Linked DNA regions of Homo sapiens: region 2 is linked to region 1. Evidence: chromatin contacts called from ENCODE Hi-C or POLR2A ChIA-PET data. All regions are on one chromosome and are shown on one strand. Each heading gives the region's core, a stretch centred on a gene start or an enhancer-like site at or near the end of the contact. The rest is flanking DNA. Distances are from core to core; before and after follow the strand shown.

Evidence for each region. A loop is a pair of places that touch in the nucleus more often than their neighbours do. ChIA-PET counts read pairs that join two places held with the same protein, here RNA polymerase II (POLR2A). Pooled maps may share reads with other maps.
Region 2: a loop to region 1 is called in a map with no recorded cell type, with 2.5 times the contacts of the local background. The contact joins the enhancer-like site here to the promoter of WWOX-AS2 in region 1. A Hi-C loop is called at or near these places in 2 of 37 single-sample maps with no recorded cell type and 2 of 50 pooled maps. POLR2A ChIA-PET finds 5 or more read pairs at or near these places in 2 of 52 experiments (MCF 10A and WTC11).

What each region holds. Positions count from the first base shown.
Region 1 is chr16:78,497,921-78,503,592 of GRCh38, reverse strand. It overlaps WWOX-AS2 (WWOX antisense RNA 2), which reads left to right and starts at 3,557. Exons shown (of 2, transcript XR_007065129.1): 1 at 3,557-3,644. The region is part of intron 8 of WWOX (WW domain containing oxidoreductase); the gene reads right to left.
Region 2 is chr16:78,644,728-78,650,399 of GRCh38, reverse strand. All of the region lies in intron 8 of WWOX (WW domain containing oxidoreductase), which reads right to left. Among named protein-coding and RNA genes, the nearest start is that of WWOX-AS2, 150 kb to the right of the region's middle. Within about 2 kb of position 3,185, at least 2 of the 41 ENCODE cell types and tissues checked have a DNase peak (open chromatin) inside an H3K27ac peak, as active enhancers do.

The DNA.
Region 1 (5,672 bases), core at 2,308-4,807:
AGTTTTAAAAATGCAAAGACAAAGATCATGGCACATCAATTATGCTTTTAGAGAGAAAATAAAGAATCGCTTTGCTGTGAGTAAAATTAAAGATGCATTTAGTTTATCAAAATCACCTTGATCAAAAAAAAATTTTTTTTTTTTACAATAAGGAATTATATTTAAATTCCACACTGAAGATCTGGAGTATGGGGGGGATATAGGAATTTCAGCATATGTATTATCTGAACTAAATTTACAAAAGTGGAACAGTTGGAAGGTACTTATAGGTAGACCTGAGGGTCTGTTACCTTATTTTCAGTTCAGTGAAAATGAAATGAGAGCAGATTCCAGATTTTACCAGCGGATGGAAGACTCCATCTTCCCATCATGCTCTCAGCATGCACCTCTGATAAGCAGCTTAAAGGGAATTTCCTGGGGTCAGACATAAATAGAGATTCTCAGGTTCTCTTAATCCAGACACACATCGCTTGCGAGTTAGGCCTCATAAATCTCAAAAACAGTCAGCAACATATGAAAGGCAATGTTGTTAGAAGGCTCAAATACATTAAATGGGAACGTCTGAAACATGGACTCATTAATCATACAAACACTGCCGAGGCTGTGTAGTAATCAAAGATCGCAGCACCTTCCTTTCTTAGACAGCATCTCATTTCGCTCCTTGCTATCGCTGGAAGCAGGGAGGCCCAGAATAGAAAACGCCATTGCCTTCCTTCTTCACCTAAGGAGGAGCTCAGCCATTAACAGTTACGAGTCATACTGTAAGTAGAGCATGAAAAAAATCACCAACGTATCCCAGCCCCCTTTTCGAGATCTGCTGGCCTTGGCAATGATGACTTTTTTCTGATGCACAACATTTTAAGACACTTGCCCAGTGTCATAGACATCACTGCCAAGACATGTCATCAAAGGATATTGGAATGAAAACAGAAGTCCATGCTGAAACTTGTGGACAACACAGATGCTCATGGCAGCATTATTCATAATAGACACAAAATCCATGAACTAATGAATGGATACACAAAATGTGGTATATCCATACAATGGCGTATTACTTAGCCACAAAAAGAAATGATGAACTGGTAGATGCTGTCGCAGGGATAAACTTTCAAAACATGATGCTAAGAGGAAGAAACCAGACACAAGAGACGACTAACATATCACTCTATTTATATGAGGTACGCAGAATAGGTAAATCCATAGAAACAGCAAGTAGATTGGTTAGTGGTTGCCAGGAACTGGAGAGAGGAGGTATTTGGGGTGATGACTAAGGGGTCATTTTCTTGGGTTAATGAAAATGTTCTAAAACTGATTGTGATGGTGGATGCAAACTCTGAATACACTAAAAGCCATTGAATTGTACACCTTAAGCAGATGAATTATATGGTAGGCACATTATATATCAATAAAACTATTAAAGAAAATGAAAAGGATATTGGAGGGCTAAGGGCAGATAGGCCCTGCAAAGCTCCAGTGGATGTGTGCCTGGGAAGGAAGACAAGTATAAAGAAGAGAATAGCATTAGCATCCAGAGAAGTTGGCTAAAACCCTGAGTCAGGCTACGATACAATTCTTACTTTTGCAAAGGGGATAAGACTCAGGTCCATGCCCCCAGAAACCTTCTACGTTAACTCTGAGAGGAACCGAAATCTGACGATGGGCAGGTGGGACCACAGTGGTTTTCACCTTTCATTGCCACCCCAACCCCACCGCAACATCCTTCCCCACCATGGAGCCTGATTTCATTAGCCCAGGGCATCGCTAGTTTCACGTAACTTCTCAGATTCCAGCAGTTTGGGAGGCTGAGGTGGGTGGATCACTTCAGGTCAGGAGTTCGAGACCAGCCTGGCCAACATGGTGAAACTCTGTCTCTAATAAAAGTACAAAAATTACCCAAGCATGGTGGCGGATGCCTGTAATCCTAGTTACTCGGAAGGCTGAGGCAGGAGAATGGCGTGAAGCCAGGAGACAGAGGTTGCAGTGAGCCAAGATCCCACCACTGCACTCCAGCCTGGGTGACAGAGGAAGACTCCATCTCAAAAAAAAAAAAGAAAGAAAAAGAACTTCTCAGGTGGTTCTAACGTACAGCCCAAAGTGAGCAGTACAGTTTGAAAGAGAGCCAGCAAAAAGGTTGGAACTTTAAAGAAAAGCTGGGTGAGCTATTTTGCAGGCTGTCTCAATTTCTTACACATTCACAGATACCTAGACACTGCTGCAGCCGGCTAGAGGAGGTCATCTTAAGCTCTTGAAAATCTGAAGATTTTCATAAAGAATGCCAAAACATTTACACAAACAAAGATATCTGAACCAAGGGGTCTGCTTTTATTTATTTTTTTTTTATTTTGTGTTTTTACAACATGCAGGTGCTGCTCCAAAAAAGTTTTTCAAAAAAAAAAAAAGAGAAAGAAAGAGAGAGAAAGAAAAACATGTATTGCAGTGAGGGTATTTATGTTCAAAGTTCAGAAATTTGTGGGCATTAACTGAGACCTGGAATCCCTGCCATTCAGCTGACCCTCTGCCCTGCCCAACATTCTTCACTGTTAAATGCCTAAGAATAATAGCCTCCTCCACCTGCACCCCAGCAAAGTGAAACATATTTCCCTGGCTGGGTTTTAAGTCAAGCTAAACACCAGCAGACCTAAGCGTGGTACCTGCATCACTTGGCCGTCCAGAGAAAGAGACACACTGGCTTTGAATTCTTTTGGAACTTCTTTGAGCCAGAAAATATCGACTCCTAGCAGGCCCAGCACAGGCGCTGTTGTACATGCTCTCTGGGTCTGTACTGATCAATGACAATTTTGGTAAACACTGCCTGAATAATTCATCATAGAAAAAAGCTTTCGAATTAAATGATATTACTGGGGCTTCCAGCACAAACACACACGTGTTCCCGAAAAGCTAGTCCAGCTGGAAGACTGCTTGGAATAACCACGATGATACCCAAGCTAAGCCCCCCATTTTATAAATTGTAATGAGTCATCTACCTACCCTACCCTCAGTCATAGGAAAATGCTGTTGGAGCCTCAGCCAGGTGTTCCAGCAGCATGCACCTGGCACATCTTGCTATGGCTTCTCATGGTAAAATGCTACCATGGTTAACCCAACGCGGCAGCATGCAGCGATCTAAAAAAAAACAAACAAAAGCGGAACAAAGATAGATGAAGGGAAAAAGGAAGGAAGGAAGGAAAGAAGAAAAGGAGGAAGGAAGAAAGAAATGCAAAAATGTTGGCTGTATTTTGTGCAGAGTAAAACTGAATGGCAGCGGGAATAATTCAATTTAATCTTGGCAAGCGGAATGGAGACTTAGGAACCACAGCAAATGCCAAGCAATTCATACCTTCTGTTTTATTTTAAAGCCCCACCTTTCCCCACTGCACAAAGTCACACACACAATTAGTACTGCATTGACCGTAGGACTGGCAAAATTCTACACCAAAAAGCTATCCTTGGCTCAAAATGAGCTCATGCATTAGAATGGCACACCAAAAACCTCAATGTGTGCTTTGAACCATGCTAGTCTGCTTTGCTGTTGTGTTGTTTTGTATTTTCCCACAGGCAGAAACCAGGTTTTGACCCACTTCTTCTCCATCCCTCTACTGCTTTCTTTAAAGATTCAAAATGAGTCTCAGTGAGGCCTCAGAACGGTAAGGACCATTTGGTACTACTTAATCCTATTTAGGCAAGGCCAGGAATGTCTATTTATAGCACATTAAAGACGGAATGTAAGGGAGGGGTCCATGGCATGAAATTCAAGGTCTCAGCATCCAGAGACAATGGGACTTCCAGTGCCTTGGCCTCGATTTCTTACAAATGCGTTCCACGGATGTATTTGACAGAGGCTGGTGTCAAGTCCTGGGCTGGATACTGGAGCTACAGATTAAAAAAAATAAGACATGGTTCTTATCCTTAAGGAGTCAAAGCCTAATAGGGAAGAGAGTCGCAGGCACAAACAACTACCAGATGGTACAACTAGTGCTCTACACTAAGAGCCGGCAAAGGGGCCCTGGGCCAGGAGGCAGGAAGCCCGTCCACCGCCCGGCATTGTGGACTCAAGGAGACAGCTGATGAGTAATCTGCAGTCGCTGCTAGTTGCCAAAGAACGGAAAATCTCCATGAGTCCCACCTGACCACTTAGAAAGGTTAGCTATGGTAAAAAGTGAACAGGTGGGATACAAGCCAAAAGACAAATAAGACTATGAGACTATCACAAAGGGGCTGGTGGACAGCCAGGGGGTCTCCCGTGGGCCAAACCCATCCAGAAAGACTACAGAGCATGTGTGCCACCCCACCACCAGAAGCAAGGCCACACACATAAGAACATCGTAGCTTGCTGCCTTTCCACCACCTCCGCCCCCTCACCCCCCCAAAGCAAAGCCATCTCACTGAGCTAGGGCCAGCGTGGACACCTTCAAGTGTTAGATACGCACTATCACCGTGCATCACGAGGAAAGAGAAGGGCCCACATGGTTTTCATACTTAGGAAAATTCAGCTTTAATCAAACTCAGTTAATTATTGACTCAACAAGGATGAAACTACAATAAAACCATTTTTGCCAGAGGCCAAACTATTAAGAAACCTCGTGTACTTCATAGACAAAAAGCCTTCAGAAGTATTCCTTGAGCCTTCATAATATTCCATCTTAACAATCATTATTGTGCTTATCTCTCAATGCCAATAAAGGAGAGACAATCGAGGAAGTTGCCTATGTATTTAAGGAAAAAAAACAGACCAGTAACAGTGGCTCCTGCCTGTATTCCTAGCATTTTGGGAGGCCAAGGCAGGAAGACTACTTGAAACCAGGAGTTCGAGATTATAGTGAACTATGATCATGCCATCATGCCACTGCACTCCAGCCTGGGCAACAGAGCAAGATCTGTCTCTGTTTAAAAACAGAAAGAGAGAATGGGGAATCGGCCTAAGTAAATGCCGCTGCTCTCCTTTACAGAATTAGTGAAACAACAATGTCCCTTCTGAATTTTTCTTGCCATGAACATCTCCCAATCCTTGTGTGTTGCTCATTACCCTTTAGGCCAAAGGTGTGCAGCACTTTCTCGGTCTCTGTCACCTTCAACTCCTCATCAATAGCCTCACACCTTGTGCTTCTCAGTGGGTAGAGTTTTATCATAAGATTTGTGAGCAGGCCATGTGTGGTTTAGAAAAGGGGCTCTTCCTGAAAACCTTGCCCCTAGGTGGGGAAGGGGTGGGAAGAGATGTGCCTGGTCTATCAACTGTGAAATCACTGGCCTGAGCCCCATGAATTACAGCCTGCAATTTACAGAGCAATAAAATAAACCACAAAATACGCTTTAAGAAGTCTAACAGCATTATTTTTCTCCTCCTGCTTCATGGTGACAACCCTGATGCTTTTTTTTCTTTTTTTTTTTTTTGAGATGGAGTCTTGCTCTGTTGCCCAGGCTGGAGTGCAGTGGCACAATCTCGGCTCACTGCAAGCTCCACCTCCCATGTTCATGCCATTCTCCTGCCTCAGCCTCCCAAGTAGCTGGGACTACAGGCGCCCGCCACCACGCACAGCTAATTTCTTTTTGTATTTTTAGTAGAGACAGCATTTCACCATGTTAGCCAGGATGGTCTCGATCTCCCGATCTTGTGATCCGCCCACCTCGGCCTCCCAAAGTGCTGTCATTACAGGCGTGAGCTACTGCTCCCAGCC
Region 2 (5,672 bases), core at 1,936-4,435, 150 kb before region 1:
TCTGTATTCATTTGAAACAGGGGCAGTGTCTCCAGCTTATGGAATTTAAGAGAGAAATTATCTGTATTTTTACAGACAGCAGTATGTTATTCTGAAAGACAAAAAGCGGATACACATACTTCTTCATCTTCAAAGTAAGTCCTGAAGAAATTAGAGAAACACTATGGTCACTGTATGTAGTAATGTGTTACAAAGAAAAATGAGATCCTTTTTATGCAAGTTAGCCAAACACTCTTTTTTATTTTCCTTAATCTGCGTTCATTTGTCCTGCTTTTCTCCCTTTTCTTCCCTCCTTCCTCTGACATTTCAGCCAGTCCTACTAGCCTCTAGCTGCTACGACAGTTACACAGATAAAGTACAATAGGCTTCCAATATACAAATAATACTGTAATTGAAAGAAAAAAATATACAATGGAACCTCCCTCCATAGAATTACAGATAAGAGAAATGAATCAAGATGGTGGCCAGGGCTGTTGATCCAAACACAGACACAGATTTGGATCCTGCTTCCACTACTGTGCCTTATACCATATGTGGAAGACAAGGTCATTTAATTCCTCTGTATGCCCATCAATCAGACCTGCAAAATCAAGGCTTTGAGTATTTAAGTGTAAGGTTTTCCTAAGGGTTAAATGAGATAAGTAAACCCAAGTTATACACTGTAGACTTAACACATGAAATAATAACATAACAACAGTAACAAATAATTTTAGCAGAGGTCAAAAGGGGGCAGAGTCATAAGTAAAGGACAGAAGGGAAAGTAAGCAAAACCTAAGAGGTGGGAAAGGCCAAGGTCATGGTATGTATTAACAAACGGGGGAAGAGCCTGGGGAAGTAGCTCAAGCCTGTAATCCCAGCACTTTGGGAGGCCGAGGCAGGAGGATCGCTTGAGGCCAGGAGTTCAACACCAGCCTGGGCAACAGAGTAATACCCCACCATTTTTTTTTCAACAGCTGGGTATGGTGGTACCCACCTGTAGTCCCACCTATTCAAGTGGCAGAGGTGGGAAGATCGCTTGAGCCCGGGACCTACAGGCTGCAGTAAGCTAGGATTGCACCACTGCACTCCAATCTGGTAAACAGTGTGAAACTCTGTCTCTAAAAAAATTAAAAACAGGTCAGTCACGGTGGCTCACGCCTGTAATCCCAGCACTTCGGAAGTCCGAGGCGGTTGGATCATTTGAGGTCCAGAGTTTGAGACCAGCCTGGCCAACATGGTGAAATCCCGTCTCTACTAAAATACAAAAAAAACCAAAAAAATTAGCTGGGCTTGGTGGTGGGCGCCTGTAATCTCAGCTACTTGGGAGACTGAGGCAGGAGAATCCCTTGAACCTGGGAGGTGGAGTTTGCAGTGAGCCAAGATCACACTGCTGCACTCCAGCCTGGGTGACAGAGCGAGACTCCCTCTCAAAAAATAAACAAATAAATAAGCAAACTAATTATTAATTAAAAACAATCAAAGAAACAAACAGGAAAAGCCATGTGGGAAAAAATTAACCTAGTGCAAAGCTAGTGTAAAAATAAACAAAGGGAACCCAAATAATAACAAATAGAGGTCACTTATTCAGAACTTCCTGCAGCCAGGCAGTCAGCCACCATCAGTTGTGTTTGGCAGAGGCTCAAAGGAGGTGGAGAGAAAGAAAGCTTTATGGTTAAACAAAAAAGAAAGTGGATGACTTCCAGTATGCTCCGATTGGAGGCTGTGGACATGGGGAAGCCGGAGGTGGGCTCCCTAGACCAGGACATCCTGTATGATTGGTTTGGGGAGCATATGTGGCTTTCTCTGGTTGGTCCTGCGTTGGAAGTGGGGACAAAATTTAGCAAAAATGGGCATTACTGACCAAGTCCTGACCATTCTGAGTTGACTGCTCCAGAGCTTGTGGGTCGGCATTCTGTGACAAAATATGGTCTGGCCATTGTCCATGTGTATCTTTGGTGTCTCATTAGCAAGATATCCTAGGGACCAGTGACTGTTTACCTTACAACCATCTGCAAAAATGATCTTGACAAAAACTCTTCCCCAAAGCAGTAAGTGCAGGGGAGCCGGCTGGCTCCTGATGAAGGAGTGAGCACCCACCAGCGTTTCCTTACAACAAGGGCCTCGCATTCTCAGAGGGCCTCCAGACTATCTAAAAACCAGCCCCTCACCACCTTGGGTCTTTGTATAGGGATATGCATGAATTAGAGAGGAAAAAGGTGGTTTGACGTCCTAAAGAAATAGCCGTTTTTCATTCAACTCCTGGGAGGTGGTAATGTATTCAGTCACCTTTCAACATAATTCCTGTCTGACTGATTTTCTCTCTGGCTTCATCTTCTCCAAGGTGGCACACACCTGTTCTGGGTGAATAAGAGTAAGTGTGGGGTACAGATAGGGAGGGTTCAAGAAGCCAAATGAATAATGGAAAATACTAAGCGAAAGCAAATGAGAAAGAAAAGCCCACCGTTCATATGAAATTTTTGGCAAAGTTGATTACTAATGTTGCCTTTTAGAAAAATAGCAATAAAAGCCTCTAAATACTCAGAGTGAGAGAGAAAAAAAGAGCTGGGATCCCCCAAAGCCAGAAATATTCCACTTGACATAACCAGACTTAGCTAACACGTTTGTGGCTTCTGTTCTAGAAATTTCTGTCTTGGGTCCAGTTAGATCTGGGTTTCATCTCTGGATCTGCCACTTACCAGCCAGGAGCTTCTGAGTCACCCTGCAGACTATTTTGAGGTATAAGAAGGTGATGGTCTGATGTTGATGTGCCTGTCAGCACTCAGTATGCCCTCAGGAAATGGTAGCTGTTATTTTATAGAATGGGGAGGAATCTGCCCACCCTTACGGGACAGTGGCAGTGGAGCTTTGAGAAGATGGAGATTAGGCTTAGCATACCTCAGACATCCATTCCCTTCTCTAACAGACCCCAAGGTGCTTTGCAAATGATTTCATTGTGTACTGAACGGGTCCATGATCATGGAACCGTGTGCTAATCTGTGTAATGATAGAAACCTGGAGACCCACAGAAGCAATGAGAACCAGCAGCCAGTCTCCCAGGTGGAAGGAGGGCTAAACAATGGTCTGCAGCTCAGTTACTCCTCATCCTCGCCTGGGCCGGGCCAGCATCCACTCCCCTTCCTGTAAAGCATTTGGATTTCCTTGGGGAAACAGCCCTGCCCTCTGTCCTGATCCATGTGTTCTGAGATCTCACAGTAGCAAGTGACTCATGTTGGTTCAGTGATTCCCAGAGGCTGATTCAAGGATGTCCCCAGCTAGACCCAGGATGGTGGACTCCAGATTGGGGCACTGGGCAGTTTCACATCCTCAAGGCTTGGCCATCATCGGGGAAGGAAGTTGCTGGGTCACAAAGGGAGAGCTGGGCTCAAAAGGAAGAGAAAGACTCTTGATGACATCTGTATATCTGGGCCCAGCAGAGTCTGAGCCAGTTACGTGCCTAGAGTTGTCACTTCCACAAGGCATCCCCCCTCCAACCCACCTCGCTTCAGCTAGTTGGGTGAGACTTCTCTTACTCACAGCCAACACAGCCTAACACAGCGTGACACAGCAGAGTTAGTTTCGGCTGATGGGAGATAAAAGGAAGGCGATTCTAGGCATGGTCCCTGACTTCAGAGAGCTTATGTTCTAGTTCTAGAAGGAGGCAAAACCAAGTAAACTGAAAAATAAAATTTAAAATATATACGCCAGGCACAATGGCCTGTAATCCTATCACTACGGGAGGCCCAGTAGGGCGGATCACCTGAGGTCAGGAGTTTGAGATCAGCTTGGCCAACATGGTGAAACCTAGTCTCTACTAAAAAGACAAAAATTAGCCGGGAGTAGTGGTACATACGTGTAATTCCAGCTACCAGAGAGGCTGAGGCCAGAGAATTGCTTGAATCCGGGAGACAGGGGATGCAGTGAGCTAAGATCACGCCACTGCACCCCAGCCTGGGTGACAGAGTGAAACTTTGTCTCAAAAAAAAAATTAAAATATATAAATTGCGTTGAGTGTTAGGAGGCTAAGGAAAGAAGGGCTAAGATGGAGGATGGAGGGACCTTACTTTCTTTAGTTAGGACAGGATGGCAGGCAGAATAATGGTGCCAAAAGGCCAAGTGTACTGGCTCACACCTATAATCCCAGCACTTTGGGAAGCAAGAGGATTGATGGAGCCCAGGAGTCCGAGATCAGCCTGGCAATAGAGCAAGATATCATCTCTACCAAAAACAACCAAATCAAAATCAAAAGGCATCCATGCTCTACCCTGAAACCTGCAAAGGTGTTATTTGGCATGGCAGATGGGACTTTGTAGAGGGATGTAAGTTCTTGACATGAGGAGAGTATGCGCAGTTACCCAAGGAAGACCAATGCAGTCACAAAGGATCTAAAAGGTCACAAATAAACCTAAAAAGATGACAAAGGGGGAGAGGAGGGGGAGAGAAGGAGCAGAGCCAGGGACAGAATTGAAGACGCTGCACTGCTGGTTTTAAGGATGGAAGATGTGGCCACCAGCCAAGGAACACAGGTGGCCTCCAGAAATCGAAAAAGTCAGAACAAATTCTCCCCAGAAGCCCCCAGAGCCCAGCCCTGCCAACACCTTGATTTTGGCCCAAGGAGACCCTGCTATAGTTTGGATGTCTGTTGCTTCCAAATCTCATGTTGAAATTTGATCTCCAATGTTGGAGGCCGTGGCTGATGACAGGAGTCTAGGTTACGGGGGTGGATCCCTCATGGCTAGATTAATGTTCTCCCTCTATTTGTTCCCAGAGAGTTGGTTCTTTTAAAGTCTCTGGCACCTCCCCTCCCCTCTCTTGCTCCCTTTCTCCCTATATGTTCTCTGAACATGCTGGCTCCCCTTCACTTTCCACCATGAGTAGAAGCTGCCTGACGCCCTCATCAGAAATACATTGGCACCATGCTTCTTGGACATCCTGCAGAAACATGAGACAAATAAATTTCCTTCCTTTGTAAATGACCCAGCTCAGGCATTCCTTTATAGCAACACAAAAGGACTAAGACAGACCCATTTTGGACTTTTGACCTCCAGAATGGTAAGAGAAGACATTCATGGTATGTAAGCCACCCATGGGTGGTCATTTGTTAAAGCATTGATAGGAAAAAAACACAGATGGTCAGGATGGGCCTCTCTGAGAAAGGAGCATTTATACTGACAACTAAGCAATGAGGAGGTGGTACCCTCCTCAAGGGTAGAACAAGACCACGCAGGAGAGAAACCAGTACATGGAAAAAACCCTTCGATAGGAAAGAGCTTGACAGATTCTGGTAACAGCAAGCAGACCATTGTAACTAGATTGTATATTGCTTAGCCTTGGGGTTTAGAGAAGAATTTAAAGAACTTTAACTATGCAATGCAACCCAACTTTTGAAGAAAAGAAAGCACTATTTAATGATTTCCTTCATCTTAAACTCATTGAAGAGTAGAACCAAAACTCACCGTTTACTAATAGTAACGAGTTCAAAGAATTCCACAAAAATACAATTTTCCTTAGTAATTCCTATCTATATTCCTAACATGCCGTCCCGATTTTCTACATCTATCCTCTTCTACATGCTCTCCTGCTGTACCTACTAGTGTATTCTTAAGCCTGACTCATAATAGTCACGAAATAAATATTTGTTGGATAAAAGTGCCGAGGTTTGGCTGGGCACAGTGGCTCACGCCTGTAATCCCAGC